Regions from separate parts of the Homo sapiens genome. Here regions 1 and 2 are each linked to region 3. A link is a contact called in ENCODE Hi-C or POLR2A ChIA-PET data. All regions are on one chromosome and are shown on one strand. The core of a region is the stretch at or near the end of the contact, and the rest is flanking DNA. Distances in the headings are between cores, read along the strand shown. Region 1 has its middle 24 kb from the start of ZNF648. Region 2 has its middle 83 kb from the start of ZNF648. Region 3 has its middle 19 kb from the start of LINC00272.

The links. A loop is a pair of places that touch in the nucleus more often than their neighbours do. ChIA-PET counts read pairs that join two places held with the same protein, here RNA polymerase II (POLR2A). Pooled maps may share reads with other maps.
Region 1: a loop to region 3 is called in a pooled map, with 4 times the contacts of the local background. The contact joins two enhancer-like sites. A Hi-C loop is called at or near these places in 5 of 50 pooled maps. POLR2A ChIA-PET finds 5 or more read pairs at or near these places in 2 of 52 experiments (H1 and WTC11).
Region 2: a pooled map shows a loop between it and region 3 (4-fold over the local background). The contact joins two enhancer-like sites. A Hi-C loop is called at or near these places in 5 of 37 single-sample maps with no recorded cell type and 7 of 50 pooled maps.

What each region holds. Positions count from the first base shown.
Region 1 is chr1:182,083,532-182,087,207 of GRCh38, forward strand. No RefSeq gene overlaps it. Among named protein-coding and RNA genes, the nearest start is that of ZNF648, 24 kb to the left of the region's middle. RefSeq lists an enhancer at 1,792-1,841. Within about 2 kb of position 1,585, at least 12 of the 41 ENCODE cell types and tissues checked have a DNase peak (open chromatin) inside an H3K27ac peak, as active enhancers do.
Region 2 is chr1:182,142,695-182,146,240 of GRCh38, forward strand. No RefSeq gene overlaps it. Among named protein-coding and RNA genes, the nearest start is that of ZNF648, 83 kb to the left of the region's middle. RefSeq lists a silencer at 680-856 and enhancers at 865-1,533, 1,534-2,201. Within about 2 kb of position 1,582, at least 28 of the 41 ENCODE cell types and tissues checked have a DNase peak (open chromatin) inside an H3K27ac peak, as active enhancers do.
Region 3 is chr1:182,424,636-182,428,285 of GRCh38, forward strand. No RefSeq gene overlaps it. Among named protein-coding and RNA genes, the nearest start is that of LINC00272, 19 kb to the left of the region's middle. Within about 2 kb of position 1,901, at least 2 of the 41 ENCODE cell types and tissues checked have a DNase peak (open chromatin) inside an H3K27ac peak, as active enhancers do.

The DNA.
Region 1 (3,676 bases), core at 335-2,834, 340 kb before region 3:
ACTAAAGGGAGGGAGAGTGCTGACACCCACCCACCGCCCTCCTGCTGTCTCCGGGCTGTTCCTCCATAGAACCTCCCTCTCCAACTGGCCAGGCCTGGTCTGTCATCTGCACAGGCCACTCCCACCACCCAAAATTCTTTTACCTCTTTCCAGTTTTCAAAATCACATTCACGAAGACTCTTCTGGTCATTCTGACCCACCCTGTGTCTCCCCCCATCTCTCACAGTACATGTGATCTGCATTCCCATAGACTCTTACAGCAGGAAAGGGCTTCGAGAGTCTATGCTCATCCTCCTCATCCTGTCACTGAAAATTAAACCAAGGTCAAGAGGACAAGTTTTTTGCTCCAAATCACTGAGAAGTGTACTGCTCTCTCTCTAATTGTTTCAATAACAGGGGCCCTGTCTTGATCTCCTTTGCACCCATGACCTATATGAATCTGCTATAAACCCTGGTACAAGAACATTGAGTTCCTTTATTTCCTCATTGTGGTTTGAACTGGTATTTCTCTACTTCTGGGACAATGTCAAGGTTCGCGAGTCCCTCACAGAGTCAAGGAGGCTGATCCTTGGGCATTTGTCCAAGTGGGTTACAAGGGTGACATCTGGGGCTCTTTCAGCCTGTATCACAGGTCTCTGGCTTCAGGATGCATCTCTGCCATTCTGAGGACCTGGGAATTCATTGTAAGGCTGACATCCAGAGCTTCCTGGCACTATGCAGACACTTCCCTCTGGGGCTTGATACTTCTCTGGGGCTCTGCGGGGACCAGGGTGGGGCAGTGGCCTGGAGTCCTCTCCCCACACTGACCCAGAGAACTGTCTACTAGGGGAGGCATCTTCCCTGCCTCCTGCTTCCTTGGGTTGCATTGCTTTGTCTCTCAAACCCAGGCCTCCCTCTTGTTTTTCACCATAGATCTGGAGGGCCCCTAAACCCTAATGATTAGCAACTGAAAAACTTGTTTTTCCTTTCTCTTAACCTTTTAAACCTGCCCAGAAATTGAGGGAAAAAAAGGTTTGTAGTCTGTCCTCTTGGGGGCAGCAAAGAGGTGCATTAAAAATGTAGCAATTAAGTTTCTATTTAAAAGGCCAGCAATTCACATCTTGCTCATCCTTTTACCTGGAATCTTCTCCATTTTTCAACTGGTTAATGCTGGCTTATCCTTCAGGACTCAGCTCAGACATCACCGCAGATAGAAGTGACTCATATTCATGAATCACCCCCACTTCTCACTCCCTTCTGCAAAAGTGGGGCTTTGCTTTATTGTCCTCTGTATTGCCAGCCCCCTCATATCAAGTGCTCCACAAACACATGCTGACTTGCACTGAATTCAAGGCAAAGTGGTGGGTAAGTGAGATCCACTTGTTGACTAGTGGCTTCCCAGGGAAGATAGACTTAAACAAGAGGCACCAAAAGAGGCGCGTGTTTGGGGGACATTCCACTTCCTAGAATAAGATATTCAAACGCAGAGCCAGAGAAGGAGGACAGGGAGGCCTCTCCCGGCTCCCTGCCTCTATTTACACCAGGCATTCAGAGTGGGGGACAGTTCTAAGACTGACCAGGAGGTGGCAGCGTTGCCCCTTGGATGAGGGACTCCCTTCAGCAGGACAGAGGCAAAGGACACCGCCTCTCTAGCTCTGGGAGGAAGTCACCAGGAGGCCTCCCCTAGGCCAGTCTCAGAGGGCCAGGATGCCAGCTGCCTTGCACACAGTAGGGATCTATAGCCATGTGTGGATCCAACGTGGTTTTGTTTGTTTGTTTTTGAGACAGAGTTTTGCTCTTGTTGCCCAGGCTGGAGTGTAGTGGTGCGATCATGGCTCTCTGCAACCTCCGCCTCCTGGGTTCAAGTGATTCTTGTGCCTCAGCCTCCTGAGTAGCTAGGACTACAGATGCCCGCCACCACATCCGGCTAATTTTTGTGTTTTTAGTAGAGACAGGGTTTCACCATGTTGGCCAGGCTAGTCTCGAACTCCTGACCTCAAGTGATCCTCCTGCCTCTGCCTCCCAAAGTGCTGGGATCATAGGCGTGAGCCACCACACCCAGCCCCACATGTTCTTATTCTAAGCTTTGCTAGGGGCTTTGCATGGGAAAGGAAGGAAGGAAGAGTGGGAGAGAGGGAGGGAGGGAGAGAAGGGACTCAGGCCTTAACCTAGAACCCCTGCATCAGAGTCTCTTGGATGGTTCCTGGGAATCCTCAGGTGATTCTGATGGAGGCAGGCACAATTCTCCCTTGTGTGACTAATTTCCCAAGGCCTCGCCTTTCAATCACAGAACTGATTTTATCCATTGTGAAAACCTAATGCAGACCCCAGCGCACGCCTCCTGCTCTCCCTCAGCTGGGAGGCTGACCGAGGTATTTTAGGCATCCCGCCAGAGATGGCTGCTAGGTTGCAAAGACAAGCAGTGCCCTCCTGGGCACAGCCCTATGCCCCCCAGTGGGCACTCCCTCTCTCCTTCTCATCCTATCTTCAGCTTTGGCATGAGTGGCTGGCCTGACACAGCCCACCTCACCCCAGCAGTGGCGCCCCAGGCTGAGCTTCAACCCAACTCTTGGGTAAGCAGCAGGGAAACTGAGGAGTATTTCACAGTTAGTCTCTGTCCCCTCTCAAACAGGCAGTATTTTCAGGAGTCCTTCGTGACATTGAGGCCTGTGGGGGACATCTTGATGTTGACTGGGGGCACACGTTGGCAGGGCTACCCCCATGTGGAAAATCTTGGCTGGGGTGGCGGGCTTTTGGTTTTAACAACAAGTGACTCAATTGTTGTCCCTTCTTCCTGCAGCCTCCCCAAGTCACTGCCCACAGATGGCCCTGGGCAGAAAGTGGTCAAAGAGAGTGAAGCCCGGGGGAGGAAAGCTCGGGTGCCCATGGCGCCCACTGGATGGCTGGCCTGGTTGGGACCCACTCTGGCGGGGCCAGCTCCTGGTGGTTCCCTGCACATCCATCCACTGTTTCCCATCTACACTCTGCCAGAAAGTCCTTCCTCTCCTGACCCCGCCATCCAAACCCTATGTGTTTCAGGAAATCATTTTTCAGATGCTACCTGGGGACTCCTGCAGCTGCTGTGCATTTTCTTGGAATCTCTCATGGAACCATGCATGATGACTGTTTCTACATCTCTGCATGGGAAGGAACTCAGGGATAGAGGGCACCCCGTTCCATCCCCATCCCAGCCCCTAGTGCAGGGGAAGAGAGCCGTGGATGTTAACTATTGTGAGTACATGACGGGAAGGAGAAGGTGGTGGCGCCTCAGGGTTGACAGGAAGGGACAGGAAGGTTTCATCATGGAGGCAGGAAGGGGGCCGGGCCCTGAAGGATGGATTCCATTTCTAGGTGAAAGTCACCAGCATGTTATCAGAGCGTCCTTCTTAAGTAGAGTCAGAGCTGCGCTATTTTGAGTGGAATGAAGGTGGTCTGTGGGTTGGAAAGGCCAGTCATGATCCCCAGTCCATTTTGTGGGTGCCCCTGGTTGATCCCTAAGACAACTTCCTGGAGTGTGTGCATTGACCACAGATGTCAGGGCCTGGGCTTCTCTCCTGAACCCAGTTCACACCAAAAAAGGACATGAAGGACAAGGACCAAGAGAGGGCTGGAGGCAGAAGTGCTCTCAGAGCGGACACAGGGTCCCACCCCAATCCTTGTGCCTGAAGCAGAGTTGCAGTGTGGCCGCTACTGGCAC
Region 2 (3,546 bases), core at 332-2,831, 280 kb before region 3:
AAACTTGGCCTCCATGTCCATTGGCCATAGGCTGATTTTCCCACTGTGCTTGGTCAGGCTTCATGGGTGGAATTCAGACACCAGGACTGGGCATCCTGGTCAAAACCAGGGGCAAACGCTCTCACCTGCATTCTTGGGCGGGAGGCAGGGGTCCCAGGCGGCCAAGAAACTCACCCCATAACTGAACAGAGGTGGCATGCCCACACTCCGTCCCTGGACAAGGGAAGCTCAAATTCAAATAGTATACAACATTGTGCTTCTCACATAGTAAAACCAGTCTTTCAGAAATGTGTCCTGAATTCCTAAGGGGAGGAAGGGAGAAAGATCCTCCAGAAAATAAAAAAAAAAATTCCAATAAAACGAAGTTGGTCCACTGGCAATATAGTACAAAACAAAGATCTTGGTAAGAAAACATCTCCCTGATTTTGGGGTTCCCATGAAAATAACACAGGTCCCCATGAAAATAACGTAGATGAAGCAGCAGAGAACTGACAAAGGCTGTGGAAACATGGAAAGAGTAATGATAACGCAGAAATCAGAGGTGAAGTAAAAGCACAAGTGAACCTTCACAAAGCTGGGCTAAGTGATATTAACGTAGCTGCTATTAACCAGAAATTCCCAGTCAAGTCAACCAGGCTTGGCAGTGGTGGCCACCAGAGGGCGCTAGAGTAGAGTCCGTGGGAGAACTTCAGCGGTGGCCCTGCAGGTTTGAGAGGCACCTTCCCGGAGGATGGATTTGAAGGGCTGAGGGTCCAGCAGTTCTGTGGGTTGGCGGCTCACAGGAGAAAGCATGAAGACATACTTCCATCCTCACACCCCCGAAGGTCCTTGCCTGGACTGGAAGCTAAAGAAGCGCATGCTACATTGTTTTCCTAGTGACAAAAATCCCAGCTGGCCTCTGGTTAACTTTTCAAACAAATGGCACTGATGTGATATTGGGCGAACTCTAGGTGTCACTGACCTAATAAAAAGAAAAAAGCTATTTGCTTCCCATTTTCCGATGCAGTGAGGATTTCACAGTGATCTCAAACACAGTGAAATACATAAAAAGAGCCTAGCTTAATGGGGGCACCCAGCAAATGCCCAATAAACATCTGTTCCCTTTCCTCAATAAACCCCATTTGCCTCTCAGCCTGCAGCCTCCCACACTGGTGGACCCACGTGCCCCTCAGAAGTGAAGCTTTTGGCCCCTGTAAAGCAGCAGCCCCTCTGGCCAGAGAGTCTTTTGTCCCAGAGCCTTTGTTGTTCCAGATTTCTCACTGTGAGGCCTCAGCAGCTGCCAGGGGGCCACCCCAGGAGCTGGAATCAGAGCTCAGAAAGACAGCAGTCCTTCTTCTGCTCCTTTCTGGGCCCGCATGCCCCAGCCCCACACCCAGCCTCAACCACACTGCCCTGCACACCCTCACCGTGCCCCCACTTCTCCACAATGTGTTTCTAATCTGCCCAGGAACAGTCACCAGCTCACTTTTCCTGCCTGGTCTCATTAGCGTGGCCTCTGGGCCTGGGCCTGGGTGTGTAGCCCAGAGGCTTGCACGGAGGTGATCAGATTGCAGGGAACAGTATGTTTCCCTCCCTGCCTCTGCTTGTTTTCTTCAGGGGCCAGGGCCAGCCAGCTGAGCTGTCTTCCTCTTCCCCGGCTTCTCATCCTCCCTCACACATGGTCTGACTTCAGTGGGTGGGGGGATGAGCAGAGGGTGTGACACACACGAGTGTGCATGACTGGCATGTAGGGAGTGTGAGTTGTGGGCAGGTTTCTTAAGGGGAGGCAAGGCTGCTACTACTCCGGGAAACAGGCCTGGGAGCCAGGGGGAGTGGAGGAGGAAGGCCAAGCTGGGGATTTGTACAGACCAGTTCTGGCCAGATCTCTTAAAATGTTTTGTTCTTGCATTGCTGCTGCTGCTGCTGTTGGTTTTTTTCCCCCCTTCCCTGTGCTGAGCTGTCATTTCTTAGTCCAGCCAGGCCCTTATGAACTTCTGGTTCCTCTAAACGGTAAACACCCTGGTTTTCCAGACTACACCATAGCTCTCTTTTCTTATTTGCCTTCAAAATACACTTTAAAAAAAAAAAAAAGAAAGTAGAAAATGGCAATATCAGTGATAAGGGCAGGGCATGCACTGAAAAAGAACAGTTCAATCTAACATTTATCGAGCCTGCCACCTTCCTCAGCTTTATTCTCTCCTTTCTTGTTCTTGGTAACAGCAGATAAGAAATCAGCTGTGGGTCAATACGTGAAAAATGTTCACTCTTTTAGAGTAGTATTAAAATAAATATTTTCAATGACAACATTAAGCAGTTAATAATTAAAGCATGTGCATATGTATACTTAAAAGGGGCTGGAGTCCCTTCTGTCCAAATCAAATTTTCCACAAGCGTTGGTAACAAGGTGGCTGGGAATGTTGAGATGTGAGACTGGCCTTCCAAGGATCAGGAGGGCAGCTGGTGGTGGGTCTGCTCTCTCTCATCACTCTCAGTGGCGACATCACCGTCCATCCTCCCCAGTACTAAGATCTGCTTCAGGAAAGAGCCTGAAACCAGCCACATGTATCTCATGTTGGTGAAGGAAAATCACAGTAGTGGTCCTCAGTGGGACTCTAAAATGACTTCACATCAGCCTCATTTGGTAAATGAGGAAACTGAGGCTCCAAGAGGTGATGTGTGTCACCCAAGTTTCCATAGCAGAGCTAGAAAAAGACCTTGTTCCTGGGGTCCTGGGAGAGGGTCCTACTGCCCAGCTCTGACGGATGAAAGGAAGGCTTTTTTCCATGGTACCAGCTGTTGCTATGGGCAACCCTAGAGATCACTCTGTGGGGTGTGGGATCCTTCGGGAGAGCTTGTGCTTCCATTTGGAGAGACTTCACAAAGAGGGTGTGCCATGGGGACTAACATAAAAAATCAAGAGTGGGGAGACAGAAAGAGGAAGGTCAGCAGAACTGTCCAGATTTCTACAATGCCCGCCCTTCTTAGGCAAGCTAAGCCATCTACGTGTTGGGGGCATGGTTGCTGGCCCTCCGGAAACCCCTCGGATCTGAAGAGCAGACAAGAGCATCTGTCATCTCACAGAGATGCCTTGGGATTTGAATACTTGTTTTGTCTTTGGCCTGGAGTTTTACTCTTAGAGCTCCTTGCCCAGATATTCCATGGTAACCCACTGTCATATTCTGCATAGTCCTCTGAGATAAATATGGAGAAATTATGGAATGCAGGGGAAAGAATTCTGAACTTCAAATGAGAAGAGCTGGGTTTGTGTCTGGCTTCACTCCTTACTTGTGTCTAATCAAAAGCAAATCAAAATTGAAAGTAAGAGCTAAATTTTTGTTAAGGTAGGATTTTAAGGCAATTGTTAAGTCAAAGATGTATCTTAAGCACCACATTCAAAACCACGTATTCTCGTACATCACTCTTACTGTATTTTCTAGACTCTAAGAAGCCATTGACTAAGACACAGCAGCGAGTTAATAACAGCTTTTAGGGGGAAAGGAGAAGAAAAATGTTTCTCTGTTAAACATACACATCAATTGTAAGACACAGGATCTCTGAAATGTCAGG
Region 3 (3,650 bases), core at 651-3,150:
ACTTTCTTTAGACACAATGTTAACCAGTTTGCCTAACTGATTCATTCCCTACATAATAGGAGATTATAAGAAACATACTAATTGAAGAAGAAAATTCGCATTGACAGTGGAAAGAACGAGATAGCAGTCTGACAAGAGAATAAACTCTGACAAGCAGAACAAAATCCTAAAAGATCTTAACAGTTTGGGGCTAAGTGTAAATAATCACAGCACTCACCCTGTATCCTTCTCCCACCGCTCATGGTGCTCCTGTATGATGTGGGACAGGATAAGTAAGTGAGCCATAAACAATTAAAAGTTAAGTACATTCAAAATACTTTATCAAAGATGGCAGAGATGGCTCAACACACTTTAACAATATTAATGTCTAAAATGGTTTTAAGACTAAAAAACCAAAAACTATTTTCATTCCAGTTTCCTAAACAATTTGATGGCAGGTAAACTGAAGTTTCATTGTCACTAAAAAGTGATTCGTGTGCATAACGATTACTAAGCTCAGAGGACTAGCAAAAGCTTCAAATCTCAAAGTCATCATACCTCATTTTCTGGTATAATAAAGTAAATCAACAAAAACACAACTTTAAATCAACAAGATATTTCAAAAATAAATAAATATTGAGCAGAAATGGCTATTATGCCATCAAAGTATAAGTGGCACAGTATATTATATATGAAATTTTTTTTGAGACAGGGTCTTGTGCTATCAGCCAGGCTAGAGTGCAGTGGAACAATCACAGCTCACTGCAGCTGTGACTTCCCAGACTCAAGTGATGCTCCCACCTAAGTTGGTGGGACTACAGGCATGCACCACCACACCCAGCTAATTTTTTATTTTTTGTAGAGATGGGGTCTTGTCATGTTGCCCAGGCTAGTCTTGAACTCCTGGGCTGAAGCCATCCTCCTATCTTGGCTTCCCAAAGTGCTGGGAGTAAAGGTGTGAGCAATCACACCTGGCCTATGTATGATACTTTTTAAAAATTATTATTTTTTTCCTTTTTGAGACAGAGTCTCCCTCAGTCACCTAGGCTGGAGTGCAGTGCCACTATCTTGCCTCACTGCAACTTCCGCCTCCCAGGTTCAAGCGATTCTCCTGCCTCAGCCTCCCGCGTAGCTGGGGTTACAGGTGCCTGCCACCACGCCTGGCTAATTTTTGTATTTTTAGTAGAGATAGGTTTTTACCATGTTGGCCAGGCTGGTCTTGAACTCCTGACCTCAGGTGATCCGCCTGCCTTGACCACCCCAAAGTGCTGGGATTACAGGCATGAGCTACTGTGCCTGGCTAAAAAATTAATTTAGAAAAACTGGAAAACTGAAAAAGAAAAAGAAAGAAGGGATGAAAGTTCTTGTCCTGGGTCTACCAAAAGGGTGGCAAATAAGCCTTTGTGTTCCTGAAGTCTGGATCCTTCTAGTCACCCAGGAGAGAAGACAGTTTTTTTGTTTTGCTTTGTTTTTTGTTTTTTCCCTAAAATGCAAGCCCCTTCTGGTGGTACAGTACTCAAACTATTGAAGAAGGGTCAGGATGGACCTTTTGGGTTTTAGGAGATTAAAAAGCAAGCAACAGTCCACCCTGCAAGAAATCCCAGAGACTGGGAAGGGCACAAGACTGTGGGTTTGGCTGGCAGTAGATGCAATCACTCATTCTGAGCAAGACCTCAGAGGAAACAGCAAGAGCTGATGGGATCCAGTGGGTCAGAAGGCTCTGAGGCCCATGAAAGGAGCACTGGTGTTGGAGGTGGCTCAGGGTGAATGTGGTCGCTCAGAGAGCTGTCCTCCTAAAAAAGCCCCTGCTGGCTTGAGCAGGAACCAAGCTGTGGCAGCCCCTTTATTTCAGTGGGCTACAGCACTAGGGAGCTATGAAGTCAGTTCCCCATGGTAGATGAGGGTGAGAGGTGGAGGGTAAGAAGGGTGGGGACTTGTTACCATAGCAACGTCAAGAACACTATTCATGCCTCTCCCTTTTCTGAGAATGGTTGGCTATTCAACAGATTTTGAGACTGTATTAGCCGTGGGATTCTTAGAGAAAAGGGGAAATCGAGGTGGATGATGAAGGGTCCATTTCCTGACAGTCTTGGGGGCTAAAGCCAGTTTTTTCACTTCAGAAATGAGTGACATGGCCAGACACCATGGCTCACGCCTGTAATCTCAGCACTTTGGGTGGCTGAGCTTGGCCAACATGGTGAAACCCCATCTCCACCAAAAATACAAAAAATTAGCCAGGCATGGTGGCACACACCTGTAATCCCAGTTACTCAGGAGGCTGAGGCATGAGAATCACTTGAACTCGAGAGGCAGAGGTTACAGTGAGCCAAGATTGTGCCACTGCATTCCAGCCTTGGTGACAGAGTGAGACTCCACCTCAAAAAAAAAAAAAGTGAGTAACATTACTTCCGCTCAGAGAGTGTGAAAATGTTTATGTATAATTTTTACATCTGCATAGGCAGAAAATCAGGAAAAATAACTATGTACTCTCTTGCCTGATGTTCTCATAGCCAAGCTGTTGATTCTTATGACCATTCAAATGATGAGAGTTATTTTGATGCACCTGAGTCAACTTTCAGAATGACCCCAATAACTGCAAATTGTTGCTCTGGGTAATATGAAAGTTCTCACTTCTCTTGATGGGAAACTCAAGCAAGTTTCCTCTCGCAGTGGCATATTCAGGGCCCAGGCCTGATTTTCAATGTGGTGTGGCACAAGGCTGTTCTGGAACATCTTGGGCTGGGTAACTATTAATACTTGGCTAAAGCACCACAGTACCAAATCTTGTTGATGCAGGGGGACTGGTAAGACCACCTAGGAGGGACTTCATGTTCTCAGAGGCCTTAAAGTAGCAGACCCTCATCTGTTTCCCTCACCTGAGAAACTGGGCTGTCTTTTATGGGTGTGAGTCCATGGTGGAAATAATGCTAATGAGAGTGGGCAGGTACTCTTACTTATAATCTGAAAAGGGTTTAGCAGGCTAAACCTTACACTGAAAAGGGTTTAATGGGTGATTTGTCGTGCTCTAACCTTGACTTAAGTAGTTTGGATTTTCTGTACTTGGCTCTCTTATGTCTCTCCTTCCAAGGACAGGAGAAATGGAAATCCTTTTCAGGTGGCCCAGGACTCCATTCCAGTCCAGCAATGTTCTCTGATTTTTCCTGAGTATTAAAGGTTCCTGATGAGAATGGAGAGGAGGAGAGAGAGTCACACTAAGGACCCTCCTGTGGGAGGAACCTTAGCCTCCAGGAGCAGCTCTTTCCATATTGTAGAACACCCGCTCCCCACTACATGCTTACAATGGCTTGGCTGAACCATGCCCCAAGAAGAAACAAAGCACCCACCTGGATGTGAGAACTGCCCCAACTCAAATGCCCTTACTTTCTCTAGAAAACAGACTTTTCTCTAATACCTACTCCAAGGACTTCCATTTTCAGCAACATGGCTGGCTGATTTAATTCCCCACCTCCCACCCCTGCAGGAAAAGACTTGCTGGATAAAATAAATAAGATACAGCCTTAAAAAAAAGAATTGTTTTTAGTCAAGATCTAAAGAAGAAAACCAAAATCCCCAGGTGATGAACTATAATATGTGACTCATAGCTAGAAGACAAGTTCATGAGTTGATCCTGTGGCTGGCAGGGTGAGACTGGCCCCAGATATAAGTCCTAA